Regions from separate parts of the Homo sapiens genome. Here all the other regions are linked to region 1. The links are chromatin loops, found by intact Hi-C in ENCODE. Cell type or tissue: IMR-90. All regions are shown on one strand. Links, peaks and the distances in the headings refer to the core of each region. The heading gives the core; the rest is flanking DNA. Region 1 has its middle 74 kb from the start of LINC01108. Region 2 overlaps LOC101928331 (a long non-coding RNA gene). Region 3 overlaps JARID2 (jumonji and AT-rich interaction domain containing 2). Region 4 overlaps LOC101928354 (a long non-coding RNA gene). Region 5 overlaps JARID2 (jumonji and AT-rich interaction domain containing 2). Region 6 overlaps JARID2 (jumonji and AT-rich interaction domain containing 2). Region 7 has its middle 16 kb from the start of RNF182.

Region 1 (4,493 bases), core at 127-4,126:
GAGGCTGGAAAGTCCAAGGTCAAGGTGCTAGCAGATTCAGTGTCTGAGGAGGGCCTGTTCTTCACAGATGGCACCTTCCACAGGTTCTCTCATGGTGGAAGAGGCAAGGCAGCTTCCTTCGATCTCTTTTATAAAAGCACTAATCTCATTCATGAGGGCTCCACCTTCATGACTTCATCGCTTTCCAGAAGTCCCACCTCTTAATACTGTCATATTGGGTATTAGCGTTCACAAACAAATTCTGGGGGGACATCAACATTCAGGCCATAGCAGGTTTCTCAGGGCCCAAAGAACAAAGCTCTTCAAGGAGGATTCAGCTGCATTTGGGGTTGGTGCCCTTGGGAGTGGCAGATGTGCACATGCTGGCTCTTCTGCGGATGCTTTTCTGGGTTTTCTCAATCCTCTTCCCCTGTTGTTGCCAGTTCACCAGCTGCAGCTCTGGGACATGGGTAGCCCCTGTTAGCTGGCACTCACTCGTCACCCTCAGGTCCTGGCATGTGCTGCTCACCTCGCCCCTGTGGGGGGATGTGGGTCCACCCTGCCTCTAGGGAGACTTAGTGCATGTATAACTCACTGGCTCTTGGAAGAAGAGGTGGCTCCAAATACCTCCTTCTCTCGCCACTGCAAACAGCCGTCTGCTTTGCAGGTTGCATCTGTCCTTACACCTCCCAAACTCCAGGAGACACCTAAAGCTCTTCAGGGAGTTCTCTGGAGCCCAAGTCATTTATCTTGAGGTAGGTGGAGAAGCAAAACATATAGACACCTCTCTAAAAAGAAAGACCCACTGCTGGCCTCTCCTGCATCCTTAGCCTCCTATCGTATCACCCCAAGGCGAGGCTGGTGTCGGTCCCTTAACAACACCCCAGAGAGGGTCTATACCTCACTTGAGAATGGGGGTGGGAGTTGTTTGACCCATATATTGTTCTGTGTTGGGGTCTCAGCAGAAATTCCAGCAGTCACGAACACAGAGTCCCTTTGAGTGTCCTGTTAGGGGCTGGAGTAGGCTGGGGGCATCTTTGGATATTACCTGGAGGGCAGCCCAGTGTGAAAGGCCTGACTACCAGGGAATGGAATCCGGGCTTCGTGGTGTAGACAATGGGCAGGCAAGGTGTGTTTCTCTTTCCTTTTCACATGTAGGTAAGTGCAGCCCCAGTTGCTGGACTTGCCTTCACATCCACGGACCTGCCCTTTCCCAGGGTCAGCTGGGTTCAAAGGGCTCTCAGAACGTTTTCTTTAAAGGAAAAATGGAGAGTGGCAAACGCGTGCCTAGGTGGGAGCAGGGAGTAGAGGGGGGCGGTTTAGATAGCAGTAAGGGGACATCAGACCAGCTACAAGCCAACAAGGAAAAAAGTGACGTAAGGAAAAAAATCCCAGGGAGCAGAGAGAAAAGTAGACTCCCCAATGCCTCGCAGTAAATGAGGACGCCTGGCGCCTGCGGCGAGGTCAACTGAGGTCAGACGAGCTTATCTCTCCTGTCCCGGGAATTAAGGGCATCCTGGGGACAGCTGCAGAGCAGGAGGCTCCCCGTGCCCTCCTCTTCCTAAGCAAGTCAGGATCCCAAGAGGCGCGTGCGGGGAGGCCCCTCCGAAGGGCTGCTGGCTTGTGTCTTCCACCAGCGCAAAGGGAAGCTATCGGTTGCTTCTGCAGTGAGGCAAGCTCAGCCGGACGCCCAGAAGAGAGACGAGGTGTCGCTGTCGGGGTGTCTGCCTGCCTCTTTAGGATCAATTATTAGCGTACAGATCCTAAAACAAAACAAAACAAAACACTCCTGAAAACATCGACTTGCCTCAGTGACAGGCCCCAAGTTCGGGACGCCAGGAGACGCCAGCGGGGCTGTGAAGTGCAAATCGCCCCGAGGCAACCCGAGAACGGGAGGACTGTCACCAGCCCGCCAGGAGAGTGCGATGCCCCGGTCCGTTCCGGAGCAGGGAAACTTTTGCGGGAGGCTGCGCTGGCACCGGCCGCCTGGCGCGGCTCGCGCGGACCCGGGCGACGGGACACGCAGCGCGGCACTGCCACCTTGTGGGCATCGGCGGCAGCGGCGCGGCGGGGCGAAGCCGGCGAGGCGAGCGACCCGCGGCTCGGAGCCCGACGCCGGCCAGCGAACGCCCGCAGGAACGCGCCGGCCGAGCGGGAGCCCGCGGGGGCGGGGCGCGCGGCTCCGGTCACGTGGGTTAGCAACAGGCAGCAGCCAATGAGAACGCGAGTCAGGTGGTGCGTGCGCCCGCCGCGCGCGGGAGGTAAGGGGCCCGGGAGGAGGCGTGGGCGCGCCACGGGCCCGGTGGGACCGCGGGTGGGGAAGTCCAGAAAGCTTGCTCTTCCCTGTCAGGAGCCGCCTGCCGCAGGCGGGATGAACGAGAGCTGTAAAATGGGACTGTCCCATTCCCACGCTCCACGGCTGCGACCCCTGTACGGGGCAGTGGGCGGCGGCGCGGGTAGGAAGCAGGCGGGGAGCGACGCGGAGAGCCCGATTTGTCCCTCCTCCAGCCACTTGTTGCTTATCCATGGGCCTGGGACTGCCATTTGGATCCACACAGGGGAATTAAAACAAAAAGAATAATGAGGCTCCTGGCCGTGGCGGGGTGCGCATTGGCCCTCTTGCCCTGCGTGTAGCAGGTGGAGGAGACAGGCTCCATCCTTAGAGCTTCCCAGAGCCCAGGGTTGGCCTGAAGACACCAAAGCAGAGGACAGCCAGGAATTGGGTCAGAAAGAAAAAGCTTCGTTGGTTTTAATTATTTTAAATAGAAAAGCCACATCCAAAAGTACCAATAATGATTTTTACAGTAAACCCACTATGTTGACATAAACCAGCCCACCCCTGAACGCACAGAAGACCGTAGCACAAACCGTGAGAGGCGTATTGAAGGACTGGGGCAAAATCAGGACCGACAGGCAAGCGTGGTTTCCATCAGGGTCTTACTCCTCTGGCTTCCTAGTTTAGGCAGATTTCACCCTGTTAATAGGGTCCGTGGATCGGTCTCTCTTTCTCTCCTCTCTCTCTAGCTCTCTATCTCTCTCCCTTTCCACCTCGTGTTTCATTCCTTTGAAACAAATCCAGGGAGCAGATGGCCTCAGAAGGGTATCTAATCCATGCCTGGCCTCGAGGCACGTACTATAAGCTGTGATACCGTGCTAAGGTGTTATTATAGAGACAAAAATATCTCAGACTGCAGGATCTAGCCATCCTATTCTTAAAGTTCCCTAGGGAAAGATGTTGTACAATATTCTTTGATAACCTACTACAAATGCTAACCACTTTAAGTACAATATAAGAACCTTCTGATCCTAGGTTTTATTTGTTTCTATTTAAACTCATTCAGGGTCAGGCTACCCAGAGGGCAGTTGAACACCTGTCCGGTGGCTTATGGGAATGCCTTGCACGATGTGCACTTCCCTCCACCAGGATCAGTGTGTCTGCTGACACTGGGGACCATGCCTGAGACATAGGTACAATTGGGCTGTGCCAGGGCAGCTCAGAGAAAGTGATCCACTCTGATTCAGACCCTGCCAGCTGAGTTACTTACTTCCCTTACTTCCTTTTTTTTGAGATGGAGTTTCGCTCTTTTTGCTCAGGTTGGAGTGCAATGGTGCAATCTTGGCCTACTGCAACCTCCGCCTCCCAGGTTCAAGTGCTTCTCCTGCCTCAGCCTCCCGAGTAGCTGGGATTACAGGTGCCCACCAGCATGCCTGGCTAATTTTGTATTTTCAGTAGAGACGAAGTTTCACCATGTTGGCCAAGCTGGTCTTGAACTCGGATCTCCAGTAATCTACCCGCCTCCGTCTCCCAAAGTGCTGGGATTACAGGCATGAGCCACCGCACCCGGCCACTTGCTTCTTTTAGAGAGCAGGCTTTGTGCACCTACCAGTGTTGAAATACACTACCTTAATGGTTATGCTTCTCCAAATTTGATATAGTATTTGATTTTTAAATGTACCATACTCTTGAGTTCCTGACCAGTACACTGTTTGAAGGATGTCACAAGGACGTGCATTTGAAAGTCTGAATCCACAAATATGTATTGTGCTCTAATTGCCAGGCCTGGGCTTAGATACTGGGGATACAGCATTGCAGCAGGGAATTTGCAGAATGAAATGGAACCGTGAAGAAAGGAAATGAAAATAAATCACCCTGTTTCCATAGTCACCTCCCCCACACTAGTGGACTATTCTCTCTTAATCGGCTCCCTCAAACTCCTGCCTCTAGGACCTTCATTCTCTCTGACTTCTTTGATCATGGAGCAGTAAGATCACCATATGTTGGATATTGTTAAATAACATGATATGTTGGGAAAAGTCATGCACTAGGAATGAAAAAAAAACATACAGCTAGCTTCAGCCCTGGCTCTGCCACTTGACAAAATCCATAACTTTCTACAAAACTTTAAGATCTGAATCTTGGAATCTTAGTTTCCTAATCCCTAGAATGGAATAAAGAGTCTTACTTGGCAACTCCACAGGTTCAAGATTCCAGGCCTCAGTTTTCTCATCTGTAA
Region 2 (4,493 bases), core at 338-4,337, 250 kb before region 1:
TTTGACAAACAGCCTTTGCTGCTCTACCCACTCCTCATCATCACTGTTAGACACAAAGAGAAATGGCAGCACTTTTTGTCCATTGATTGTAACTCTTTCTTTAAAGACTTTTAAGGCAGAATCTCAATTCATCTCTTCTATGAAACTTTCATGATTCAAAGGGAAGTCCCTGCATGGACACTGCCAGCTTCATTGCACTTCTGCCTCTATGCTTTTTCCTGAACCTTCTCCACCTCTGGAACGTACTTCAGGTAAGGCACCTGTGCCTGATCCTTGTGATGTCTTCTTGCATCTGTTATTCCTCTGCTTATTCACCTCAGGGGATCCCCTCTCTCAGAGACATTTGTTCTGTCAAAGAATTTACTAAGCATTCACAAACTAGTAGGAAGATAGCTTTTCTTTAAGAAATCTCTTGGCAGGCAGACCCCGCCCCCCAAATCATACAAATCATGCCCAGGACATCCCTATGTCAGAACTCACCAGGAACCAAAGGGTTCCCTTTCCTTATTTATAAGTCAATGTTAGAGCCAACTCACTTTTTAGAGGTGTAAAAACTGAGATCTAAGGAGGTTAAGTAGAGCTATGCCTGAAATTTCACAACTAGTTTGTGAAGAACCAAGCTTAGGATCCAGGAGTCCTGACATTCCACTAGCACTCTTTCCATTCTGTCATGGAGTCTTAAGAGCCAATACCAGTATGCATTCTCAACCCATGGAAGAGACAGACACTTAAGTGAGTGTGTGTATATAAATGTGCTGTGTGTGATGATTTTTTCCTGCCAGGCTTGTCATTTCCCTTTACCACCCAACAATTTTTATTTCTTAGAGCATGTAACATTGTTTTGGTCTCCACAGTATTTCCACTACAGCATGGCATTTGCTGGGTGTATTAGTCTGTTCTCACATTGCTATAAAGAACTACCTGAGACTGGGTAATTTACAAAGAAAAGAGGTTTAATTGGCTCCTGATTCTGCAGGCTGCACAGGGAGCATGGCTGGGAGGCCTCAGGAAACTGACAATCATCAGTAGAAGATGAAGAGGAAGGAGGCGCATCTTACATGGCCAGAGAAGGAGGAAGAATAAGAAGGGGTAAGTGCTACACCCTTCTAAACAACTAGATCACGTGAGAACTCACTGTTGTGAGAATAGCAGGGGGAAAATCTGCCCCCAGGATCAAATCACCTCCCACCAGACCCCTCCTCCAACATTGGGGATTACAATTTGCCATGAGATTTGGATGGGGACACAGAGCTAAACCATATCAGTAGGTGACTAGTTAGTAGTTTTTTTCTTTTACACAAAAGCTAGTGTTGACATAAATTATCATAGCATCAAAGATACCTAGAAATAAACCAATCAAAATATGTACAGGATATCAAAGTCAGGTCTAAATATTATTGAAAGAAATTGAAGAAGACCTAAATAAATTAAAAAATACATCACTTTTATGAACTGGAAGGATCTCATCACTGTAAATAAGTCAAACCTCTCCAAATTGATCTACAGAATCAATATAATGCCAATCTAAATCCCAGGAAGGTGTTTTGAGGAAATTGACAGGCCTATTCAAAAACTAATACAGATATGTCAAGTCTTAACAGTAACAGAGACAACCTTGAAGAAAAATGAAGTGGGAAGATATCGTGACTCACTTTTAAAAGTGCACCAAGTAAAACAGAGTCGTATTGGTCATGGGATAGAAAAATGGACCAATAAAAAGAATTGAAAATCTGGAAACAGATCCACACATATATGTATACTTGATTTGATTTATGACATAGGGAATCATGGGGAAAGGCTAAGCCCTTAATAAATGACACTGGTTCAATTACATATTCATATGGAAAAAAAATCTTGATCCCTATCACACACTATACACAAATACCATTCCAAATGTGAAAGGCAAAACAATAAATCTTCTAGAGGGTTTGGCAAACTTTTTCTGTAAAGAGCCAGAGAATAAACATTCTGGGCTTTGTGTGCCATAAGGTCTGTTGTAGCACAAAAGTAGTCATGGGTGATGTGTAAATGAATGAGCATGACTGTATCCCAATAAAACTTTATTTACAAAAACAGTTGGCAGAATGGATTTGGATCACAGTCCATAGTTTGCCAACCCCTGTTCTAGAAGTTAACATGGGAGAATATCTTTATGATCTTAGAAGATTTTTAAATAGTCACAAAATGTCCTAATCAAAAAGGCAAAGATACATTGTGGTCCTTTAATTTTAAGACGTTCTGTTCACCCCAAAATACCATTAAAGTACCGAAGAGGCAACCCACATAGTGGGAGAAATTATTTGCAACACATATAACGCATGTCCAGGATAAGTGAAAACTACAAATTAATAAGGAAGACAAATAACCCAGTGCCATGTTCAGGCACTTCACCAAAGGTAGCCAAATTGCCAATTAACATTTCCAAAGGTACTCAACTTTATCAGTCTTCAGGAAAATAAAAATTAAAACCACAATGACATGCTACTACACACCTATTGGAACAATCATAATTTAAAAGCCTGACAATACCAAATGTTAGCAAGGATTTTGAACATACACACTGTTGGTGGAAGCGTAAACTGGCACATTTCCACTTTGGAAAACTCTTTGGCAAGGTTCCTCTAACGCTGAGTACTACATGCATACTTTCTGACTCAGCAATTCCACTTGCAGATATGTACTCCCACAGAAATATACACAAAAGACATGTATAAGAATGTTTGTGGCAGCATTATTCATAATAACCTCAAATTTTAAACAACCTAAATGTCCATTAAAGGGACAGTTGAATGGGTAAATAACTCATAGTATATTTATAGAATGGAAAACTATTCAGCAGTAAAAATACATGAACTCCTATTACATGCAAATCTACTAAAACTTTCAAATGTAACAGTAAGTGAAAGTCACCAGACCTGAAAGAATACAGAATGTATCATTCTAATTATATGTGGCTCAAATGCAAATAAAACTAACCTATGGCGTTATAAGTCAGGACAGTGGTAACCTTTGGAGAGAAGGAAGAGCATGATAAATTGGAGGGAATATTCAGTGGGTTTCTTGGGTGCTGATAATGCTCTATTCTTTAACCTGAGTGGCACTTACACAGGTACATTCATTTTGTGATAGCTCACTGGACTATATACTTATGCTCTATGTACTTTTCTGTATATATGCAGTACTTCATTTAAAGGTTTTAGAAATCTATCGAAGAAAAAAAAAAAGCCACTGCCTCCTGTTCCAACTATATGTTTCAATCCCCAGAGCAGGTCAGACACAATAGCTGTAGAGATGCTTAGGTAGCACTGAAACGCTACTGGACAAAGGCACATGGCTTACAAGTGTTCACACAGTCTCCTTCCACTGGCTCAAAGACCCAGCTGGCTCTAATACATTAAACTTAAAAGGTCACCAGGCCTGGTGACCACCTCACAGAAGGAATAGATTCTAGATGCACCCAGAGAAGTTCGTCTCAGAACTATCAGGTCAGGAAAATGAGGTTGTGAAGTCAGAACTGTAAAGCAATTCTGTTGTTCTAGCAACTGCCTTACGTTGGTCTCTTTCCTGCTCCTATTCTCTGTTAAATCTTGTAAAAGTCTTTACTCACAGGACAAGTGGCTCTCTATACTAGGTGGCTTAGATTTAGGTTTCCCTAAAGATGGGATGGATTGATTGCATATATTTGGAGCTCTATTGCTTTTTAATACCCAATAGCAAAGAATCCTATTCCTGAATCCTAGAACTTCAACCTTCATAAGACAGCGAAAGCGAATTTTGACCCTCCCAATCAAAGTAGAAGAATATTTATTCCGTCTCCTTCATATTTTCCTCTTCTCATCCTTGAAATCTTAATTAAAACTTCCTAAATTCATTTCCTCTAAGTATACCACAGTAGCCAGAACCCTTATTGGCATTGAGAATTTTCTTTGGCGGAGGTATAATTGCTCCTCTGTCAGTGTCCGGTGGAAGCTAACCTGAGTGGCATGTTTTCATAAGCTTTGGTGGTTGAGAGAATGCCACCAGGATGGCAAGCAGGGGATGTGTCAAACACCTCACCTTGAAAGGAGCACAGGCCTTGAAGTCAGACAGACTGAAGCTCCAACACAGTGCCCAACACTCACTAGATGCTCGACCTTAAACAAATTACTTAATGTAGTTTAGAATCAGTTCCTAAATTATAAAATAAATAAAATAGTGTTTATCAGAATGGCATAAAGTAAGAAGAGGAGGAGGAAGAGGAGGAGGAGGAAGAAAGAAGAACATAAATAGCACTTGCTGTGTGCCTGGCATTGTTCTGTGTGCTATGTACATGTTGACTCATTTCTATGTAATTGTCACAGCAATCCTAGAACACAGGCTCTGTTCATATCACCAGTTTATAAATGAGGAGCCAAGGCATAGAGAGGTGAAGTAACTTGCCTGAGGTCAGATGGCTACAAAGTGGTGGAGGGAGGACACTGATCCAAGCAGTCTGGCCACAGGGTCCACGTTCT
Region 3 (4,493 bases), core at 89-4,088, 1.3 Mb before region 1:
AACCCTTAGGGGAGCTTCAAAATAATGTAAATCCCTTCCCTCTAGATTCTGTGCTAATTGGTGAGGATCAAGAAAGGGAATCAGTGTTTAAAAGCCTCAGATGTCTCAGTGTTCCCACAAATCCGTGGACCCTACCCTTCCCTAACACCGCTGTCCAAATACCAGAGTGCTATGTCTCTCATATTCTATCTCAAATAAGAGTGTAAGGCCTTTGGTTCCATCCATTCTGGCTTCTCGGGGGCACCTGAGTTCATGGCTAGCAATGCTACAGGGAAGTAAATTTTCAACACAGCTGAATTCTATATATCACTATCTTCAATGGCAAAAGGAACACCTTGTTTACATCTTTCTGAAAACCTAAATACTGAATTATTGGCAAGGTATACATTCAAATAACTTGCTTTATGAGAGAAATGAGTTGCAATATTTTCCTTCTTATTATAGGAGTTATCTTCAACAGTATCCACCCAGATATCACACACGCATGCCCATATAACAAGCTCAAAGACTAGATGGATCTCACCCACAACACAGACCAGCGAAGTTCAAACAATTACGAAGACTGAAAAAGGCAAGTGTCACTGGCCATCTTCCTCCTCGAAACCCAGAGGGTCCGTGTTCTATGCCCACCACGAGAGGCCACAGGGGAGCTGAAAAGCTAACATAGGAAGCCCCTTAAGCTGCTCCATGTGTCCTAAAAGGGAGAAATAAAACAGAACCAACAACCCAGCCAGCACCACCATTGTGGGGAAACCTGGGACCCACCAATCTAACAAAAGGACACCCCTTTTCCTGGCCTGGACTTGTCTATAAGGAGCCAACACTTAATCAGTACAAAAGGAAACAGAAGAATGGAGGAAGGCATTGTCTTACCTTGTTACCGAAGGTCTCCCTCAACCCACCTCTGTATCAATTAAAACCACACAGCCCCAGTTATGCAGCCAGTGCACTACAAGGAAGGCCACCGCTGCACGTCCTGAGGGATTCCACAGAAGAGCACACACAGGAAGTCATCTGAACTCACTGAAGAATTAGCGCCGACGTGGGCTACAGCAGGACCCTCCATTGAATGACAATACATTTCAGCTGAGCAGCTTTATACATAAGTGCTTGAAGTTACTCCTTCTCTCAGCTCTGTTGTGGATTTCTGGCTTCTCAGCCCATTGCCCCCAGCCCCCAACCCAGCTCTGCAGAAAGTGAGGTGTCTGCAGCGTGTGCTCCTTGGCCCACAGCCATCCGTCACCTGTATCTCAGGTGATCCCAGGCACACGGCCATGAGATATTAAAGCAATCCCTCCTAGTCATAAGAGAATGGTTTCAATTTAACAGGCAAGGTTGAGAGCATTTTCAAGTTACGTTCGGCCAGATGAGTACTGGCAACAATACCTCATTCTTCTTGCAGAAGGGATATAAGGTGAGAGATATGAAAGTCCAGGACATCAAACGTTCCTACCTGACTTTGTTCTTAATAACAGAAATTCCATCTTAAAAACTGTACCCAATCCACACTCTGTGTGCTTGCTTTAAGAATATAAAATCTCTCCCCTCCATCCTTATGGGTTTTTCTCCACCCCACCACCGACACACACAATATTTAAATCAACTCAGTATGATGACAGATGAAAAGGAGAAACATGCACTTCCAAGGCAGAGCAGAAGATGAGAAATGACTCTGATGTTTTTGGTTAACTAAGCAAAAATGTTTTAGTCGTTCAAGATTATGACGCTGTCCTCAGTTCAACCTCAGATTCACTGGCAAGTTCTTCTTCTCCACGAGAGGGAGCCGTTGAGCCGAGGCCTCTGCCAGCCTTTCAAAACAGAACCAGAGGCCCAGAGAGAGAAACAGTTGGTGGCTGGGGGTAGTCCATTTGCACTTTAAAACTTGAATCAAAAACAAAGAGCCTAAACAGAAGCGAAATGCACTGGACAGACAGTGAGTTATGGAAGGGGAGGAGCAGCCTGCTCAAACACTGACCGCAGCAGCAGATGGGCAGGAGCCTCCTAGCCAAGGCCAAGGCCAAGGCAAATGTGCTCTAAAAGAGATGCCTGGGTTCCACTGGGCAATCTAGATGTACCTATAACCTCTCCTCCCACTGAAGGCAATGTAACTGAGTCACAAATACCCCACCACCAGCAAGTGCAATTCAAATGACAAAATAATGTCATGAGAAGAAAACCTTTAACTTTTTTAAAAACTAATATGATTTTCTATGTTTCCTTCTCAATAGCCGTATTTTCCAGAACTTTAAAAGAATATTCTCAATTCCTTGGCCCTCTCTGAATCTTACTAGGGCAGGATTTTTCTGCAAGGCTTGTACATTTTCATATGAAAACCTCTTCAGTGACAGTAGCCTATAGCTCAATGGAAGGTCCTGCAAAACCAGTGGGATTAGCCAGTTGATCATTTTCTTCTCACACTCAGCCTCAGCGTAAGAAATGAGAATCACATGTGGCCACATCTGGTTCAATATCCTGGCTTACAAACCACACAAATTTCTACACAAGTACAAAACCTGCTCATGACTCTCTTGGAAAACTAATACTTCAAAACCCTTGCTAGAAATAAAGCTCGTCTGTTGGACTATCCTAAACTTGTTACTTTCTGTCACTGCATGTAAGCAGAAGTACTACTGCAGGAAAGCAACAGAAAAACACCATTTGCTCCTTGGTGAGACCCTTACCATACAACCAAATTATTACCCAGGGGCACTCCCAGCCCCATGACAATGCAATGTTATACAGGCATGTGCATTCCATGACAAAGACAGCTCATTTGGTATAATCGAGAGTAAACGGCCGGGGCCAGAGCCCTCTCACCAAGAAAAAGGCTTAGGTGAAGTACGCACTGGTGTGTTCTAACTCTCGGGTTCTAGGGACTCCATAAATCGCACACACTATCAAATGGCATTGCCCAGTTCGCACGAGGGGAAGTGGTTTTAGACTTGGAAGACAGGTGCATGCACCCACACAGTTCATTATAGCAAGCAGAGCAAAGGCACTTCTCGGCAGCACCCCCTAAAAATTACATTCCTCCACATTTCAATACAGTCACATTTATGCTTTTAAGCTGAACAATAACAAAAAAAAATCCACATATCATATTTGAAATGAAAGATCAGAGTATCCTCTGGGCCCATATCTTTCATGCAGTTGAAAAGATGAAAGGTCACAGTCTAATCACTTGTATCAAGCAGTCACAAGGGAATCTACAATTTGCTTTTACTGACCTTATTTTCAGAGTACTTAACTAATAGGATCTGAGGGTTTGAAAATTTTCCTTTTATTTCTCACAATGTCCCTGGTATAAGGAGTTGGCCAGACTGGCTCCAAAGGAATAATAGGGCCCAGGAAGGTTAAATATCACATCTCAAGTCTCATTGAAGGTCAGAGTCAGAGCCAAATTAGAATCTGGAGCCATGGGTCAACCCATCTGGGCTGGTTAGACTGGAACAGGGAAGGAGGAGGAGAGGGAAGAGGGAGAAAGTGGGGAAAGGGTGACAGGAGAGGATCCCCGTCAACACCTGCAGGATGCCCTGCATGAGCACATGGCGCTCCCTGCAAGGACTCTACCCTGAGCCCCGGAAGCAGCTGAAACTCCTGCACTAACTCAGAGGACAGAGGCCGGCTGTGTGAGGGGCACCCCAGGACCTCTTTCCTGCACCTAAGATCCTGCACAGGGAACAGGTCACACGAACACGCCATGGAGCATGGGGGCAGGCAGGGCCATCCCAGGCTAAGGCAGTACTTTCTGTTCCTCCTCAGCTCTTTCCTCTGTCCAACTGTACTAATTCCTCTCATCCCCTTACAAATGAAAACCTTGAACTGAATGAAGGCCAAGTGCTGAGAGTGAGCTCTGACCAGCTGAGATGACAGGCGTATCCCACGCATCCCTATTCGTGACCGTGCAAGAGGATGTGCGCACCCGTGTCTGTCCGTGCATGAGAACATGAACAGTCACATGTACATGACTCAGGTCCTCTGCCACCCTTCATTCCTGCCTCGCCATCCCAAGGATGGGTTCTCAGGGCAGAAAGGCAAGATCTGGAAGCTCACCTGGATATGGCCTCCAGTTCTGATGTGGCCCATGAGAATTTTACCACAAGTAAACTAAAAAAACTCAAAAAAGCATAGTGGGATGAATAGAAGATAAACAAAAACAACTTAACCCTACTCTAGGATTCTGGGAAAGGAGACAGGATGCAGTCACATGGTGTAATCACTGTCTTTCTGTCTTTCTCCCTGGGTTGCTTCTAATTCTGTTCTCTTTCATGAGCAAAAACCTTACACATTGGAGAGTTCTGTACAATTCTCCATCAGACCAACAGCATTGGGAACAGCGGGGGAGTGAAGAATCACAGACCCAGGACCAAAGCTCGGTGCCTCCCTGGGCTTTGTGCCTCCAGTGCTGACAATCCGGGGCCCAATGGTTAAGAGACGCCAGGTGAGCACATGGTGTGGCCCAATTCCACACCGTGGCTGTTGTCTCTGGGAAA
Region 4 (4,493 bases), core at 338-4,337, 450 kb before region 1:
TCACTAAATACCACTTAAAGTAACCAAAGGTCCTTGAAGAAGTGGTAGATTCCAGTCTAGGACAGCAAATATGTAAGATGTGCCTAGAGAATCTTATAATCCCAAAATGCAAGCAGGCTTTTAAAGCACAATAGGCTGTGCCAAAAAGACTCAGGAACCAATTTGAAGAAGCTCATACTATCTAAAGACAGGACAATTTAGGCGTCAGTAAGATAATTACTGCAAATGATTACAACACATCCAATTCCTTTATACCTATGAGTTCATAAATGATTCTTAAAAAAACAAAGAATCTCATTGGTCACCTTTGGAGGAGTCTAGAAAACTGCCTCATTATTTTGATAACTGATAAATGAAAGAATTGAGCACTTACTTACATTTACCATATGAATTCCACCTCAGGAAAACCAAGTAATTGATTAGGAAGTTTTTCTTTATATAAGTGTGCCAGCTAACAAATAAAAAGTAAATGACAGAAATAGAATATAACATTTTGCAACCCCAAATGAGTAAATGGATCCAGCCCTGGGGTTCTCAGCTTAGCACGGGTCACATTTTGGGTAAGATCATCCTTTTGTGGTGGGGGCTGTTCTGTGCTTTGCAGGACATTCAGCAGCATCCCTGGCCTCTACCCACTGGATTCCGGTAGCATCCAGCATCGCCAGACATTGCCACATGTTCCCTGGGACTGTAAAATCACCTTTGGTTGAGACACTGCCATAGGTGATCATCACCAATGGCGGCTAATCACAAAACGAGGGACAACCAGACTTTATGTCACTCCTGATGGGAGTATATACGACCACCTTTGAAGTTTTTGCCAAAAAAACACAACCAAAAAACCCTAAAAAAAAAAAAAAAACTGATCTGAACTAAGCCTCTATATCTAATTTCATTTTACAGGACAAGAAATATGAGGCACACACGTGTGTGCACACACATGCACACACACAAGGCAACCAGCACTGCAGGAATGCAATCAGCAAAATCCAGACTGTGTCAAATGCTAAGGGCAAATGACATGGTTTATTGAACAAAAATTGCAAGGAAGAAGCAATGATGGGGGCAAGCTATAAATTAAAAGAGTCTTATAATAAGGGGCATAACAACAAATTGCACGGTGTGGCACCTCAATAGGATCCCAATTTAAACAAATTGTTAAAAAATTCTAAGATTCATGAGGAAAGGTAAACTTTGACAGGATATTTGGTGATATTGAGGAATTATTTTTTAAAGATGTTAGTATGGTATTGTGGCTATGTGTTTAAAAAGTCCTCATTCCTTTAGAGACATAGCTGGATAATTATAGATGAAATGATGCGATACCTGGGATTTGCTTTAACATGATCCAGAAAGGTGGTGCACAGATGCACTAAGATTGGTCATGTATTGATAATTAATGAAGGTGGGTGATGGGTCTATCAGGTTCATTGTGCTATTATCGACTTAAACAATGTTGTATTTTTTTTCTTTCTAATTTGGTCTGGAGGTCTCTCTCTGGAGAGTAGTTATTTGGTTGTAGATGTTTACAATGTGCCTTTCACAAGGTACTTCTTTATCCTGGTGGACGGCCTCATGCCTGAGTGTCTCCACCTGTGACCAGGTGTCCCTCTCACAGGAAACTCACTTATACTTGTGCTCTCGTCTGACCTGTGTCTAGCTTATTCCTACTAAGATAGCCACGCTCTAGGAGAGCCCTGAATGGGAAAGAAGTTAGTTAGGTTTGAGTGTGTCAGTCAGGTAAGACCCAGAGGAGGCAAAAGAAAATGCATGAAATAACTGAAGCAGTGTATTATTTACAGATCCTGGAGAGAACAAGACAGCAACCTCAGGGCGAATGGGAAGAGGAGAGCTGTCTGGGACATATGTGCTCGACCAGTGGGTTGGAGACTGGGGAAGGGACTTGTGGGCCAGAGCCTTTGTTGGGATCCAGGGAATTACCCAGATGGGTTTCCCTTGAGGAGTTGTCATTGGTGGATTTAGAGCAAGCAGGCAGGAGTCCCACCAGCTAACGTTATGACTGAGAAGTGGTCGTTGAGTCATATCTGCATAGTCCGCCTGGGGTGCGGGGTCAGGGTGAGTCAAGTGGGCTGTGTCTATATGTCCCATAGGAAGTTGGCTGCCAGGAGGCAGTTGTGTAAGGCAGATACGTGGATTCATCACATTGAGGAACTGGGAGGAGGCAGAGAACTGGAAACTGTTTCACATGCTTCTGGTATGAGAAAGTCCAACTTATATTTAAAATGGATGATGAAACATAATATCTATATATATTTTTCTGAGATGGAGTTTCACTCTTGTTGCCCAGGCTGGAGTGCAATGGCACGATCTCTGCTCACTGCAACCTCCGCCTCCCAGGTTCAAGCGATTTTCCTGCCTCAGCCTCCCGAGTAGCTGGGATTACAGGCATGCGCCACCACACCCGGATAATTTTGTATTTTTTTCTTTTTTAGTAGAGACAGGGTTTCTCCATATTGGGCAGGCTGGTCTTGAACTCCCGACCTCAGGTGATCTGCCCGCCTTGGCCTCCCAAAGCGCTGGGATTACAGGCCACCGCACCCGGCCCCATAAATTTGTAAGACCTTGCTACACTTGTGTTTGACTATTTTCATAATGAAAAGTTAGAAATAAGAATGCACTCTCAGAGAAAGTCCCAACATTAAGAGAAGGTTGTGTTTAGTCCATCCCCTCGGCTTTGCCCCATGGGGACCCACCTGAACACACGCTAGCCAATGTGGGTTCTGTTTTCTGCCCTGGAGCCTGTCTGTAACAGGAAGCTCAGGAGTGAGTAGAGATGAATAGAAGGGTCAGGCCCTGTCCTCATGTTAATTAGCTATTCATCGTAAGGAATGGATTAACTGATTCATGATTTTCATAAATTTATTGGCCCTCCAGTTAATGAAGATCCTAATGCAGTATCTTTTGGCATACATCATTCCTTTGCGGGACTGGCTTGTCCCTTTCGGCAGACTGCCGAGCTTGGCTATGCAGAGAATGACAGCTGCTCACATTTTGGGCTTGAGGGAACTGGTGTGTCCTGTACAGAAGGTGGAAGGAGGCGGGAAACCTGGAGAAACAGGCTGGAAAGGGTAAAAATGTCCCAGTGAATTAATAATGCATGTGCACTTCCAGCACGCAGGCTGGCACTGAGAGGCTTGCTGTTTTCTGTCGACATCTGCACATCAGGATAATGGTTTTGAAGGGTTAACCTAGGGCTACTCTGTCTCTCCTTCCAGCTCCATCATTCTCCTTTTGCCAGCCCCTCCCTCCCCCAAAGCAGCCAGGCCATCTAATGCTTGTTGCCTCAGGGGACGGATGTGGTAGGAGGGAAAGCAAATAGCCTGGGTGCCTTTTGCTGACTTACACGTGTTTCAAAGGACTGCGCCCTTAGGGAGAAATGTCAGAGGATGAGATTGGCTCCCTACACCCGTCCTCATCCTCAAATCTAGATGAGGTTTCCCTGGGGTTAAGAAAGAAGGAAAGACAGTGGGTAAAGCATGATCTTATGGAGAGAGTAGCCTGCATTCTACTTCCTGGAGCTGGCTGCAGAGTCAGACCAGGATGGGGGCGGGGGGCCTCAGCAGACATTGCAGAAACTCCCAAGCCCCAGTGTGGCACAGGCCAGGCCAGGACGATTCCCCCCGCCCTCCACTCATCTGTGCTTAGACTGGTCAGGAGAGCCAGTGGGCCAGGAAGGCAGACAGAGGCAAAGGATGTCTCAGGGGACCTGTGGGCCAAAGGCTGCCTCAGCAGCCACCTGCACAGGCAGGTGGCAGCAAGAACCAGGTGACAGCCCCTTTGACATTGCACTAGGCTGCACTAGGCCCCCCAAGGCCGAGATGCATAGCCATTACATCAAAAACATCCCAGTGGAAGAGAGCAACAGTAGGTAGTTGTACATGATCTCATATACGTACTATCACTCAAGACAAAAACAAAACAAAAAACCACCGAAACCTCAAACCAAAATATACCAAAATATACAAACAGAAAAACCACTCTCTTCCTAAGTAAAAAAACAGACATTCTTTAGCATCCAAATGAACTCAGAAAATTAGAGAAATACAGAATAACACAAAGAAGAAAATGAAATCTACCTATCAGTTTATCAAATATATATCATTTTAATATTTTTATGCCTGTATTGTATAGATGAAAAAAATTGAACTCATACTGTATATGCCTTTTGTATCTTGTTTTATTCACTTAAACAGTGAACATTTTCCTCTTCTATTAAATACGCTTCTCTAAAACACTTTTAAAATTTAGCCAATACCTTGTATTGGTGTTTTAGGTTGTCCCAAGTTTTGTTATGTACATTATGTTTTTATGACAAATAACCCTTGGACATAAATGATTTTGCACATCTCTGTGTTTTTAAGCCATTAAATATAGTCATGTACCATGTAATGATGTGGCAGTTAATGATGGACTGCATATATGATGGTGGTACCATAAAATTATAATACAATATTTTTACTGTACCTTTTCTA
Region 5 (4,493 bases), core at 58-4,057, 1.2 Mb before region 1:
GCTATTTAGAATAAACATTTGCCATAGCCGGAATTTGCGTAAAGAAATCTTTTGTTAGTTGAATTCCCCTCAAGATGAAACATTATGATGTTTTGCTTGGTCAGTGGTACAAGCAAAAGAGTAGTGGTGTCACAAAACCTGAGTTTAGTTCACCTAACTTGTCACCTAGGGCAAGCTGGGTCTTTTTTTCTTAGGTGGTTTTTTTAAGGACTATTTTAAAAAGGGAAGCTAAGGCTCTCTCTAGCTCCAAGCTTCTGTGATCTTTGACCTCCTCTTAAAAAAACAAGTGGTACCTGAATGTAGTAATTTCTGTAATAAATCTTTTGGATCTATCATTTCGTAAGAGTAGATGAAAAGTCCTGATTATTTTGGAGAAGTAAAATCTAAATCTCCAAACTGTCAGTATTGCTAAAGATTTCTAGCGCCAACTTTCTAACTGCCAGTAAAACAGCAAAATATACTGACTTTTAAAGTGCTAGTACTACCACCTAGCACTTTAGAAGGTGGAGGGGAAGGTGAAAAATTCATTCATATATATTTTAGAAAGATATCACAATTCCAAAAATCCACTCCCCTACTCCCTTAAAGATTAAATAGTAGCAATACAATCTGTAATCTGCATTTCCTTCCACTTAGCCCTTCCAATGAGGAGTAACTCATTTAGGCAACACGTTAACTTACTTCAGAACTGTGAGTCACCCTTAGGAACGCTGACATAACTACTTAAAAATATATTCATCAGCTCTATCCATGAAGAAGCCAGCCCAAGGACAAGGCAAGCCTTGCAAATCCAAACATCACCACCACATCAGGAAGACACCATTCTTGCTCGCAGACACTTCACTCCCTTGGAATACTAAAGTGGAAAACAGGCATCAGAGAGAAAGGTGAATCTTTTTTTTTTTTAATTCCAGGGAAGGATTAGGGGGGTAGGAAAGAGGAGGAAAAAAATTAAAAAATCGAAGATAATAGCACTAAATATCTACAAGATATGAACTTTTTCCCAAATAAAACATGACTTGGTGCATATAAATCTCAGGTAGCTGGTGACATCCTGCACAAACAGTATGAAAAGTAATATGCAGTACAGTTTTTTATTCAATTAATAAAATTATTCAATTATGTTTCTTGAAATCTTCTATGGCATCCTGAAATGTCAGAGAACCAAGACTGCCTGAAAATCATGACTGTCATGATCAAGGAAACATCTGACATTGACTTCTTTTGTGTTCTAGAAAGCAACCGTGTCAAATTTGAGAGGGATCATCATTAATCAACAATTAAAGTGGCAACAAAGCCCTTTTGTTCTGTCAGTCACAAATGACACAGTTATAGTTTACCACCTATGGAAGGCTGTCTGCGCCGCCATCCCCACACGGCATAACCCCGTTGTTATGAGGGATACAACTCCAAGCCCAGGAGGGAAGAGCCACAAATACTCTTCTCGTCAAAGACTGCTGGTCTCAGGACAGTCTCAAGCAAAAAGCAGATAGATCTTAAGGCAGAAGGGACTACATAAAGACAGTAAGAGTCAGAGTAACACATGCAAGTAGCTACAGAATCCAGCCAGGATCTGGCCAAAATAATTTCTAATAGGCTGTTGTAGTTACAAGGAGTGAACAAATTATCTAAGTACATTCAGTTTTAAAAGCCTAGAAGAGCGAGTTAAAATGTTAATTTGCCTTTCTACTATCTCTCGATGGGATTCCCTATTTAGTTTTTAAAATATCATTTCAACAAAAACCCTAGCAGTCTCTCAATTTTAGATTACTCAACACCCAACTGCAAATTGCCAGAACTCTCCTGGCAATGGGCATGTTTGGAAAGGCAAAGGGAATGACCCTGTGAGGCGAGAATCCTGTTTTACTTCCTTTTTTTTTTTTCAAAATGCAAGAGAAATATAAGAAGAAATTGTATTCTACAATGCTATACAGCTTATTAAAAAATAAAAATCCAGGCCAGGCGTGGGGGATCACCTGAGGTCAGGAGTTTGAGACCAGCCTGACTAACATGGTCTCTACTAAAAATATAAAAATTAGCTGGGCGTGGTAGCAGGCGCCTGTAATCCCAGATACTCAGGAGGCTGAGGCAGGAGAATCACTTGAACCCAGGAGGTGGAGGTTGCAGTGAGCCGAGACCGTGCCATTGCACTCCAGGCTGGGCAACAAGAGCAAAACTCCATCTCAAAAATAAAATAAAATAAAATAAAAATAAATAAATAAAGAAAATCCAGTGGAATGCTTCTAAGATAGCTGCAGAAACTTCCCACCAGAAATATCATACCAGATGGAGTTGTGCGGTAGGTGAGGTCCTAACCATCCATTCAGCACACGACAGACCAAAGCACAAAGGCGGCACTCAGAGTGTCCTCTAAGTCCCAGAAGGACCAGAGTGGGCTCTGGCATCTTACATGTCCTCCCTCTCATGCAGTAAGTTCACTAACAGAAATTTTCTTCATTTAAAGGGTAACAAATAGAAAAGGGATCCCAGGCAATTTCCCCACCCACTGCAAATCTTATGAAGTAGCCAGCATGCACCAATAGATGGCAATAGCGAGTCTTTACACTCCAGCTGTGGGATCACCCCTAAGGGGAAAAAAAGGAATGCTAAATTATGACAAGCACTAGTATTAGCCAATTTTTAGGACCTGCACTAAAATCTGGTGCCAGTTAAGAACCCAGCCACTATTTACAGAAAGTAGGTCTATCAACGCTATTAGTAATACCATCTCACCCCTCCAACTCATTACACCCCAAAGTTCTTGTATGGAAAACATCTAGGAATATACAATCCAGCTATTTTAGATCCCAAGAAACATGGCTAGAGATAAAACACACAGCATCTAGCCTTTTTTGGTGAGTATCAGAAAACCTACATTTTCTGATTATCACATTTTCTGAGTATCAGAAAACCCACAACATCTAGCCTTTTTTGATAAGTATCAGAAAACCCACATTTTGGGGCTCTGACAGAAATTTATTTAGTTGCCTGGACCTTAATCATTTGTGATTTTCAAAGTATGGGGCATTACTTAAACTATCACCAACAAAAATGCGGAGTGAAGTCTGCTCTGTAAGAAAAGGATTCACTATAACTGACACATTGTCTCTGACAACATTTGTTAAAAATGCCTAAGATAAGGAAACACAATCATAATTTAAAAAATCTGCTAATAGCTAATGAACTTTAGGAAAACTAATTCTCCTCCACCTTCTGACTGTTTGAGCTCTCTGATGCTGAAACAACGGCACATTCTCCCACTTAAAAACCGGAGCTATTACAGACACAGTGTCTGAGCATCTATGTCACTGGCTGTAGTAACAGTTCTAGAAGACACATTAGTGGAATAAAAATTTAAATACAACCCAAAGAAACTGTGCCAATGGAAAGTGGGCAACAGGGCAAGGTGAGCAAATCAACTTCCTTTCTAACAATACCCAGAATATCCCTTAAGCAGCCTTAAATTTTTCCCAACATTCAACACTGCACATGGTACCATATTTCAGGCCACAAAACAGAAACCAAATGGCATCACTGAATCAAACCAAAGGGAGGGACCTGAGGGGCTGGGAGGCAGGATGCAAAGGGGTCAGCCCAAACCTTCCAACTCACAATATTCTACCTCGATTACAATCTTAATAACCATTCCATGACCTCAGACACCTCGCCTCAGTACAACATGAAAGTCCTCCCAGTTTTTATCAGCCAAGGACCAGTCCGCTGTTGCAAGCTGTGAATCCACCTGATGTCAAGAATGTGCACTAAATTGAAAGAGGTCACATATGTAGACAGCGGCAGTGGACAACAGATGAGCAGTGAGTATCTGCAGGACATACATGTTCATCTAATTGCGTACGGCTTAAATGAACCCTCAAAGGGTCGGACGAGAATATCTTCTGACTACATCTCAAGTCAAAACGTTTCCAAGAAGGTAAAGTCATTCTCTCTGATTCACAAGGGGTCTTGATGTCAAGTATGTTATCTGTGTTTCAGGCACGGAACCAACAACACTCTGCTAAAGGTACAGCATTGCTGGTTTAACACATGTGCCTCAGAGTTCCTTTCCAGAGACAACATGCTTGCATTTGCTGTGACATTATAAAAGTACTCTATGGGTTTTTAAGGCTTTGAGCCAAGCCAGTAGCAGAAACTCCCAGGGGTGAGACTGGGAAGAATGAGGAAATCAAAACAAGCCCTTCTCCTCATCCAATGAAGCTGGCTTGTTACCCCTCTTCTTTAGCATTTTAACTCCATGACAATTTCTGATCCCCACTCAGTTTCCGGAAACATCCTGAGAAAAGAAGTCCAATCTCTTAAACAGGACTCAAGATAAAAACACCCAAGCTGTGTGTAATTCTGAAGGGCTAAAAGACAAAGACTTCCTGTTCAATTAAGTCCTTCATTAATCCCTCCTGCTTAAGCCCATTTTCCTTGTCTGTAGACAGGAAATGATAAAGCCACAAGGTCAGCCTCCTTCAGTGCAGCTTAAACCC
Region 6 (4,493 bases), core at 440-4,439, 1.2 Mb before region 1:
GTCAGAATTGTCTACATAACACACCATGAGGATAGCTGAAAGAATACCCAGAAAGACTTCCTGCCAAAAGCAAGAACAGAGCATAGGGATACACAGGAAGAATTTCACCACCATTTCATGCGTATCCTGCCTCTATGGCTGCACTGATAGCCTCTATCCACGCATGGCTTTTTAATTTTACATTAACTAAATCAAACACAAAATTCAGTCTCTTGGCCAGGCATGGTGGCTCACGCCTACAATCCCAGCACTTTGGGAGGCAGAGGTTGGCAGATCACTTGAGGTCAGGAGTTCGAGACCAGTCTGGCCAACATGGTGAAACCCCATCTCTACTAAAAATACAAAAATTAGCCAGTCATGATGGTGGGCGCCTGTAACCCCCGCTACCTGGGAGGATGAGGCATGAGAATTACTTGAACCTGGGAGGTGGAGGTTACAATGAGCGAAGACCGCACCACTACACTCCAGCAGCCTGGGCAACAAAGCGAAACCCTGACTCAAAAAAAAAAAAAAAAAAAGTCTCTTAATCACAACAGCAAAGCTCCAAAAGTTCAAGCATCACAGGTAGCTAGTGGCTACTATATAGGACAGCACAGACACAGAACGTTTCCAACATCACACACAGTTCTAATGGGTAGCAATGACCTATACTGCTGACCATGCTGACCAACATGTCTGCAGCAGTCCCTCATCCCTCTGTCGTCCCCTGTTACAAGCTTAGAACCCCCTCCTCACCACCTCCCCCATAAACAGGGCAAGTCGGACAGAAGGTGAATCCTTTTCAGGGGGCAAATGCAGCAGCAGGCTGACAAATCACCTTAAATTTAGCAGCAGATGGCTCGAGGTGGTAATCAGTCTAGCTTGTAGGGGAGGGGAGAAGGGGAAATAGAGATTGGAACTGTTAAAGAGCCCCAGGCTTATTCAGAAAACTAAAAACTGTAAGGAAAACTTCGTATACAAACGAATATCCCAAAGGGTGATTTTTATTAGAAATGGTTTTAGGCCACCTTAACGTGGCTTGACAGTAAAGGAAGGACAGCAATCATCAACTAATACTCTGGACAAAGTGGCACTAAAACCTAGGCCAAGTTGGACTCACATTTTGCCACCTCCAGACACGCACACACACACACACACACACACACACACACACACACACCACTCTGGGATCACTGCACTGGTGCCTTCACACACCAAAGGACAGGGTCAGTAGCCATGAAGGGCACATTTCCTCCAGAATACTTCTCATTCGCTTCCCTCCACATTCTGCAAAAGCATCCAAATGCTTCCCTGACCCAAAAGCATGATAGAGCCACCAAAGTGGGAGAGCAGGAGCATGCCTTCAACACCCCAAAGCCACTCACCACTGAAACAAAACCAAATGAGACAAAGAGATCTAGTGTTTTGTTTTACATAAGGAGGATGCCAGTGAAGGCATGCCTTGCTCCTAGACACCCAGTTACTGGTAGAACAAGAATTACGATCCAATGTCAGTGCCCATTCCAACATATCAAATTTTTGATGCATTCAATATTGCTTGAGATGGCTACAGTCCAGGAATTCTGGTTTAATATGATTTGACAGATTGCAAAGTGAATGGTTGCATAACACAGCCTTTATCATTTCTAAAAAGCTGCCTAAAATAGATAGGCCTTAAGAATTTTCTTTTGTTGACCCTAACTTAGAGCTTGTTCCCATCGGATGCTCTCCCACAGTCACTTTCTCCCCTCTGTCTGTCTCAGGCCTCCCCACTGACCCAGCTGGCACAGATCTAGCCTCCATTACATGCCACATGCTGGCTCTGAAACTCTCTGCTAGGGCTCCTCAGAGACTTCAGAACCCAATAGTCTGTGGGGTACCCCTCCTATACAAACCTAACACCGACTACGCCTACAGGGCAGCTTTCACCAACACCACTGAGGATGCCTTGCTGGGGAAAACTAGAGAGGCAATCCTTCCTTCCATGCTTGTCAGGGCCGCAGCAGTCTCAGCTCGCCAAGCCCTAGGGTGAGGCCTGATTACAAGACATTGGCATTCAGAACCTAGAAGGGGGCAAACCAACTTGAAAACCGTCCCTTAGGTGTCCTGCTTCATGACAAAGCTACAGCACAAATAGGAAGTCACGGGGTACTGTATATCTACAACCTCAATAATGATCGCCCTTTTAAATGTTTACATTCTTCCAGGCACTAAGAACCTGAAATAAATCAACTGCATTCATCGTAAGAATACCACCTCTGAGGAAAAAAAATTAGTATCCCATTTTCTGAGACGGAAAACAACAAACCAAACAGATGGTGGTATCAAGTTTGTCGGTTTTCTGAACCCTTGGTGGGACCCTGGGACATACTTACAGGGATGACAGTGTGATCCTTCAACAATTTCCACTAGCAGAGCTGGAGGACTGCGGCCTACTGGACCTGAGCTGGCAGGAGGGTAGATGCCCAGCCATTCTCTCCAGGAAATCTCTGATGGTCTGTATTCATGGATCCAAGGACAACCCAGTCTTCCTTCAGTTTTACAGAGCACACATGAGAAGGCCCAGCTTGCGTTCCCAGAGATGACCTGAGCTCTGTCAACAACTGCCTACCCCCACAAAAGGACAGGCAATCCCTTGCACAGAGTTTCTCACAGAGGGGCTAAGAAATCGGCCAGCAGGGATGTCAACATCCACTACCAAGAACAGCCACTTGATGGCAATCTTAACCTATTCCCTTGGAATTCGTCCATAAAGGGAGACCCCAGAAGGCTAGAAGCACCAAGCATGGGCTGCACAACGTGGACAGAGCTAAGAAGGACGTCCCTGCTTGACCTGAGTGTGCGGCAGTGCGGCGATGAACGGATAGAGAACCCCACACCAACAAGCACTGTTGGGTTCTTCTCCATATCTAGGCTTCTCTGGGGACTAGGCAGAAGTGGCTATAGGCTCTGCAGTCAGACAGCTCAGGAGCATGGAAACCTCTCGAGCTCCATGGCGCACTCACATTGGGTTTCTCATCAGACTGAAATGCAAGTGGACAGATGACAACAAATATGAGAATAAATCAAAGGCAAGTTCCTCCTCCTTACTGTGGAAACTTGTTCTCTGAAACAGGGAAGGGCAGGAGGCAGGGGGTGAAAAAAGTGGACTTTCCTTAGAAGGTGGGACACCTGTTGAATAAAGCACTCAAGCACCGCCCTCCTCATTTAAGTTGTCAAAGAAGGAAACTAAAAGCCATGTGCATCTCTAGGAAAAAAGTCTCTCCAGTTAAAAATAGAAATACACTGTAAATTGCTGCACTACACACTTCTATTTTTGGTAGCAGGAAGATGAACTGAAGGGCTCTCTGAAACATCAAAACATCAAAGGGTGGGAGGGGGTCCATACCATCATATTACCATAAAATAGTCCACTGTCTTAGCTAGGATAATGACACGTTTCCACAGAGGGTTCGACCTCACTTTGTGTGGTAGTTTCCCAACTCCTGGCTTCTCCATTTATAAAAAGAGTTCAGGCAGAGTGAAGAGTTTGCCAACATTTTCCTCAGAGGGATTCAGAAAGTGCCAGCTGAGAGCCTTCCAGCTCACCCTTTAAAACTCTGTAACACTTTCCAACTGAGCAAACTGGAAGGCCCTTTCAAATGACACTAGGAACAAAGTCATCTCATGGAGGGTACACTGCTGGGGGAGCCCCTAGGGAACAGATCACTCTAGATGCATTCTTCTAAATTCACTCTCAAAGGAGGCAAGATGCTATTTTTCAAATAAGCATTCAAAAGCATGGGTCCCTTGGTGAAAACCCCAATCACATGGGATGGAAGCAGACTATCAAAAATAACAGTGTTCCAGCCTGGGCAATACAGTGACACCCCATCTCTACCAAAACATTTAAAAATCATCCAGGCGGTGACACGTGCCTATAGTCCCATCCACTCAGGCGGCTGAGGTGGGAGGGTTGCTGGGGGCGGTGCACGCAAGCTGCAGTGAGCTGAGATCGTGTCACTGCACTACAGCCTGGGCAACAGAAAAAATAAAAACAAACAGTTAAATAAATTGATTAAATATAAAAGACAGTTAAATGATTGCAAAATGGAGACCTTGGACTGCCTTCATGTAACACATGGCAGCATAACTTTGAGAGCCATGGAAAGCTAAAAGCAGACTACCACTTCAGAGACCACCAGAAGCTAGCCTGGGAGCCTCCACACGTGGCCTTCCCCGTCACCAAGATGGCAGTACCAAGCATGAACAGGCACCCACCTAACTGCAGAAAGAAAACAGGGACTCAGTTAAGGATTACCCAGATGACAAGGGCAGGGCAGATCACACAGGAAGACAACCTTTCTGTGTATACACAGAAAGAGCTGAACCAGCCATTAGCTCCAAAGCATAAATGAAGCAAGAACACTAGTAACAGGTCAGGGAGAGAAGCTACGGGGTCTGAAAGCATGCGGGGCATAAGTTACCATGAAACACAAGAGACAGCTCTCCTTGGATGTCAATGGCAGGGTACA
Region 7 (4,493 bases), core at 92-4,091, 300 kb after region 1:
GTCTACAGATTTGCCTACTCTGGAGATTTCATATAAATGGAATGATACAATATGTGGTCTCTTGTGGCTGGCTTCTTTCACTCAGCATCATGTTTTCAAGGTTCATAAATGTTGTAGTGTGAATCAGTATTTCATTCATGACATTGTATGAATATACCCATTCAACAGTTGATGGACATTTGGGTTGTTCCCACATTTTAGCTATTATGAGTAATCCTGCTATGAACAGTCATGTACAAGTTTTTGTGTGGACATGCTTTTTCATTTTCTTTGGGTATAAACCTAGAAGTAGAATTTCATAGGTAATTCTACGTTAAATCATTTGAGGAACCACTAGACTGTTTTCCAAACTGGCTGCGTTTTTTTTTCATTCTCACCAGCAGTGTATGAGGGTTCCAATTTTCTACATCTTTACCAACATTTGTTTTCTGACTTTTAGATTCTAGCCATCTTACTTGGTGTGAAGTAGTATCTCATTTTGGTTTTGATTTGCATTTCCCCAGTGACTAATGATGTTGAGCATTTTTGCATGTGCTTATTGGCCATTTGTAAGCTTTGGATTCTTATAAACTATCTATTCCTGATGCTTCAGGAGACCTTATACAGTCAGAGACACCCACAGTAGATCCAGATCCTAGATTTCTATGAGAGTTTGAGGATCCTGTTCACCATATCTTGGCCCTTACAATGTGAGGCTATTAGCCAACTTCTTTTTTATTTTATTTTAAGTTCTGGGGTACATGTGCAGGATGTGCAGGTTTGTTACACAGGTAAATGTGTGCCATGGTAGTTTGCTGCACCTATCAACCCATCACCTAAATGTTAAGCCCAGCATGTATCAGCTCTTTTTTCTGATGCTCTCCCTCTCCCCACCCTCTACCACACAGGCCCCAGTGTGTGTTGTTCTCCTGCCTATGTGCGTGTGTTCTCATTGTTCAGCTCCCACTTATAGGTGAGAACATGTGTTGTTTGGTTTTCTGTTCCTGTGTTAGTTTGCTGAGGATAGCCAAGTGCTTGATGTTACACCACTCAAGGGAAACTGGAAGAGTAGGATATTCCATCTTGAATTTGATCAGGCCCCTGTTTAGCTTCCATTTCTACTCTGGCTTCTTTCATTTCTATGAAAACCTGAAAACCCTAAGACATCCCTTTTATTCCAGTGTCTTCCAGAAGTTCCAATTATCATAATTTGGATTTTCTTAAATTTTTCTGCTGCTTTCTATCTTTTTTCTATGTGTAGAACCTCTCACTGTAAAGTCTTCAAGGTTGTGGAACATGTGTATCACTCCTTATGCACATGGTAGTGATCTGTACCTACTGGCTGAGAATGTGATCCAAGTCTTACCACATTCTAAGAAGCAGCCTCCTTAAAGTAGCTAAAGCTGTTTACACTGGGTTTGTGACTTCAAACAAATTAATTTACTTTTATTTCCTCATTGGCCAAACGAGATTCATAATAACTAGTTTGTAGAGGTCTTGTGAGGAGCAAATAGGATGATGTATATAAAGTATTTACACGGTGCTAAAGAAATAATAAGAACAAAATAAATGTATGTATACCCATCAACCAGTTTATGCCTACCTTAGGTTATCCTGTTAAAAGTCACCTGCAGGTTGACCCTCCAACCCCATGGGGCCAATGGTGCACAGCAGGATTCAAGATATGAGCTGCCCAAGAATACAATTTGCTGAGAGGTTGAAAAATAAGAGCAAGGAACTCCAGACTCCTAGGGACCACGTAGGCAAGGCTGAATTTTCAGGGGAATTTCCACTCCATCATGCTCAGAGATAAAGGAGCCAAGGCAGAAGGCACTGAGCAGTCCAGAGAAGCCCTCAGCCTCATGCCCTTTCTGATTGGCCTTAGGCATTCCTTCAGTGCTACAAGGACACTTCTCCTAAGCCTCAGAAGAAGAATCCAAACACAACAAAGTTCTCCACATCTGAAGAGAAGAGCCATCTAAGACGACTGAATGAAACAATCTCCAGAGATGGGATCTGTTCTCAGCCATGGCTTTCCCTTTCTTGTGGCTTTACAACAGATCCACCTGATAAAGACTGGCTAGAAGGCCTGGGGGTTTAGCTGCCTGGTCACTTGCTGCCATCTATGGGTAGAATATTAAAAGTGACCTAAGGGGAAATTAAAATTTCACACATCCATTCCTGCATTACGTTTAAATGTCGCTCTACAGAAAGTAGCTTGTTGTTTATTCACACTGTTTTTCCTAATTTGCAGAAATATCAGACGGAAGCTTTAGGGTATCTAGAAACCCTACTATAAATATCAAATCTGACTGAGAACTGTGATGCAGATTGTGCTACTGGTTTGAAAAATAAATGGATCCTGATTTCAAGCTCAGTATAGACTTTAAGTGGGAGCAAATTTTGAAAATAGAGATCAAATTAAGAGTTTTTTAGTAACAAAAGTTACTGTTTTAACTAAAAATAAGCTCATCAAAACCTAATAGAGCAGAAAAGGTCCATTTGTCACAGCTGCCATAGAATTAGGATCTTCACAATTATTTTAAATAGTACTTTCTCTCCACAGCTAGAAACTTCTGCATACAGAGACAGAAAAATGGGCTTTAATGAGAAAAGCTCAATTGTGTCCTGAAATATTTATACCAGCTTTGCAAACAAGTATAAAACATTTACCAATGCTGCCTACAAACACTCTCTTGAAAAGGATACAAAATGTAATCTCTGATTCACCAAAACACACACACACACAAAGTTGTTTGATTTATCTGGTCTGCCAATTTTAGATAAATTAGATAACCTAATTTATCTGGTGTGCCAATTTTAGACAAATGTAGATAAAAGTCTAGGGTAGGTCGAATAGAACAATGAAAAGAGAAAATGGCAACTTAACTTGGAGATATGGAGGTAGATGACCTATGCACATAATTCTTAAAACATTCAGCATATTTCTGGTTGTTATAACTATCTCTTAACTAGGTATGAGATCTTAGAAAGTAGAAATTATATTTTATTTATCTTTGTATACCCCACAGCCATTCTATTGCATGAAATTTAGACAATAAATATTTGTAGAAATCTAGTCGATCAAATTTATTTTGTACTACTATGTGCCAGTTGCTGCTCTTGATGCTTGTTCTGGGCATTGTTGCAGGAGGAAGGTAGGAAGGGAGGGAGGAAGGGAATGAGGAAGGGAGGGAGGAGGGGAGGAAGGGAGGGAGGGAAGGAAGGAAGGAAGGAGGGAAGGAAGGAAGGAAGGAAGGAAGGAAGGAAGGAAGGAAGGAAGGAAGGAAGGAAGGTAGGTTGGTTTGTTTCAGTGTGTGTTGAAATGATGAGTTCTAAATTTAGCCATAATATAAGGCAGGAGAAATAGTACTTTGTTGAATAGATAAGCTCAAACAGGATCTTTCGATTTGGCTAATAGTCTGCCTTGGTGCAAGCCTGCATTACCAAGAAAATGCAATGCATAAAAGCTAAACTTAGTTGGTTAAATCCAAGCAGATCAGTTGATTACTTTCAGTTAAGGCAGGTAACAATGTCACCTTTGAGAAAAATAAAAATAGATTCTCATCTATGTTATTGACACTTGTATTTCTAGAACCCAGAAAAGTTCTTGCCACATAATCCTCAACTAATATCTATTGAATGAATATTAATATCATAACCTCCTTCTAGAGGCATTGTCTAGCATACTTGTACAAATAAGGCTTTCAGAGAGATGGAACGACCCTCTCAAGGTTGTTTAACTAGAAACTAGTTGAATTCCAACTGGCATCCCAATGTTTGATTTCTGAGATTCCAAAGTTGGTCATTAGACCAGATCATGTTATACTGCTCAGATCTTGATTCTGGTCTTATTGATGCAAATAAATGCAGAGAAACAAGTATAGTGAATCTATAGCCATGGCACCTGCCTTTGCCGCAGAGCCTCACTCTGTCCACCTTCTGTCTGATGGTATCTGAAGGGTTCCATGATAATCACTGAATTACATAACCACCCAAATGAGATTGTTCTTCCATCTGTTAAGGGCCATCAGAGCCCCCGTGCAATGAATTTCAATTTAAGGAGCTTTATGTTCCATCTGGAGCAAGAGGATTCATTCCTATATAAGAGGAAAAGATCACTGTGATTTTAACCTGGTTTTAATGACAATGACTCAATTCAAATTTAAAATTTTAAATGATGTTTCAATATTGTATGTTTCAGCACACTGAGAGAATCATCTTGCCAACAATTTCCAAAGTCACATTTTCACAGCAGTAAATGCTCATTAAACCATATATACATGAACTCTCATTGCAGTATTGTCTGTAACAGGAAAAAACTTGGAACAAGCCCAACTGTCCATCAAAGATGGGATAAAAAAAATTGTGTTATGTTCATACCATACAGCTATTAAAAAGAATGAGGTAAATCTACATATGCCAGTGTGACAAGATGTCAAAGATATCACAATAAATGGAAAAAAAAACAAGATGCAAAACGCCATGCGTGTTTTTAATACAGAGAATGACTG

What was found. Hi-C counts contacts between places; a loop is a spot of excess contacts. Peaks named below come from ENCODE experiments on the same cell type or tissue, not always from the same donor. Only the 100,000 strongest peaks of a DNase experiment are listed, where the experiment ranks them.
Region 2: it touches region 1 in a loop (2.4-fold over the local background); 5 of 110 quality-filtered maps call a loop at or near these places.
Region 3: it touches region 1 in a loop (8-fold over the local background); 56 of 110 quality-filtered maps call a loop at or near these places.
Region 4: it touches region 1 in a loop (2.8-fold over the local background); 7 of 110 quality-filtered maps call a loop at or near these places.
Region 5: it touches region 1 in a loop (5-fold over the local background); 21 of 110 quality-filtered maps call a loop at or near these places.
Region 6: a loop joins it to region 1, with 20 times the contacts of the local background. A loop is called at or near these places in 32 of 110 quality-filtered maps.
Region 7: it touches region 1 in a loop (5-fold over the local background); 4 of 110 quality-filtered maps call a loop at or near these places.

Annotation. Positions count from the first base shown.
Region 1 is chr6:14,208,828-14,213,320 of GRCh38, reverse strand. No RefSeq gene overlaps it. Among named protein-coding and RNA genes, the nearest start is that of LINC01108, 74 kb to the left of the region's middle. RefSeq lists an enhancer at 1,597-1,656 and silencers at 1,907-2,346, 3,437-3,486. In IMR-90, for the core only: a CTCF peak has its summit at 2,017 (motif pointing left); a DNase peak (open chromatin) is centred at 2,150; H3K4me3 peaks cover 1,092 bases; H3K27ac peaks cover 848 bases.
Region 2 is chr6:14,457,005-14,461,497 of GRCh38, reverse strand. The region is part of intron 1 of LOC101928331 (a long non-coding RNA gene); the gene reads right to left. It also overlaps a transcript of LOC105374942 not described here. Among named protein-coding and RNA genes, the nearest start is that of LINC01108, 170 kb to the right of the region's middle. In IMR-90, for the core only: no CTCF peak of the experiment used is centred there; a DNase peak (open chromatin) is centred at 2,647; H3K27ac peaks cover 194 bases.
Region 3 is chr6:15,488,856-15,493,348 of GRCh38, reverse strand. The region is part of intron 6 of JARID2 (jumonji and AT-rich interaction domain containing 2); the gene reads right to left. Among named protein-coding and RNA genes, the nearest start is that of DTNBP1-AS1, 55 kb to the left of the region's middle. RefSeq lists an enhancer at 1,158-1,659. In IMR-90, for the core only: a CTCF peak has its summit at 1,778 (motif pointing right); a DNase peak (open chromatin) is centred at 1,778; H3K27ac peaks cover 177 bases.
Region 4 is chr6:14,663,633-14,668,125 of GRCh38, reverse strand. The region is part of intron 1 of LOC101928354 (a long non-coding RNA gene); the gene reads left to right. It overlaps LOC102724463 (a long non-coding RNA gene), which reads right to left. Exons shown (of 3, transcript XR_926514.4): 3 at 2,863-3,080. Among named protein-coding and RNA genes, the nearest start is that of LINC01108, 380 kb to the right of the region's middle. In IMR-90, for the core only: no CTCF peak of the experiment used is centred there; a DNase peak (open chromatin) is centred at 2,065; H3K27ac peaks cover 141 bases.
Region 5 is chr6:15,439,501-15,443,993 of GRCh38, reverse strand. All of the region lies in intron 3 of JARID2 (jumonji and AT-rich interaction domain containing 2), which reads right to left. Among named protein-coding and RNA genes, the nearest start is that of DTNBP1-AS1, 100 kb to the left of the region's middle. In IMR-90, for the core only: CTCF peaks have their summits at 772 and 2,549 (motif pointing right); DNase peaks (open chromatin) are centred at 723 and 2,563; H3K27ac peaks cover 453 bases.
Region 6 is chr6:15,388,706-15,393,198 of GRCh38, reverse strand. All of the region lies in intron 2 of JARID2 (jumonji and AT-rich interaction domain containing 2), which reads right to left. Among named protein-coding and RNA genes, the nearest start is that of JARID2-AS1, 140 kb to the right of the region's middle. RefSeq lists an enhancer at 2,617-2,976. In IMR-90, for the core only: a CTCF peak has its summit at 2,689 (motif pointing right); a DNase peak (open chromatin) is centred at 2,758.
Region 7 is chr6:13,906,661-13,911,153 of GRCh38, reverse strand. No RefSeq gene overlaps it. Among named protein-coding and RNA genes, the nearest start is that of RNF182, 16 kb to the left of the region's middle. In IMR-90, for the core only: a CTCF peak has its summit at 2,099; a DNase peak (open chromatin) is centred at 2,073; H3K27me3 peaks cover 345 bases.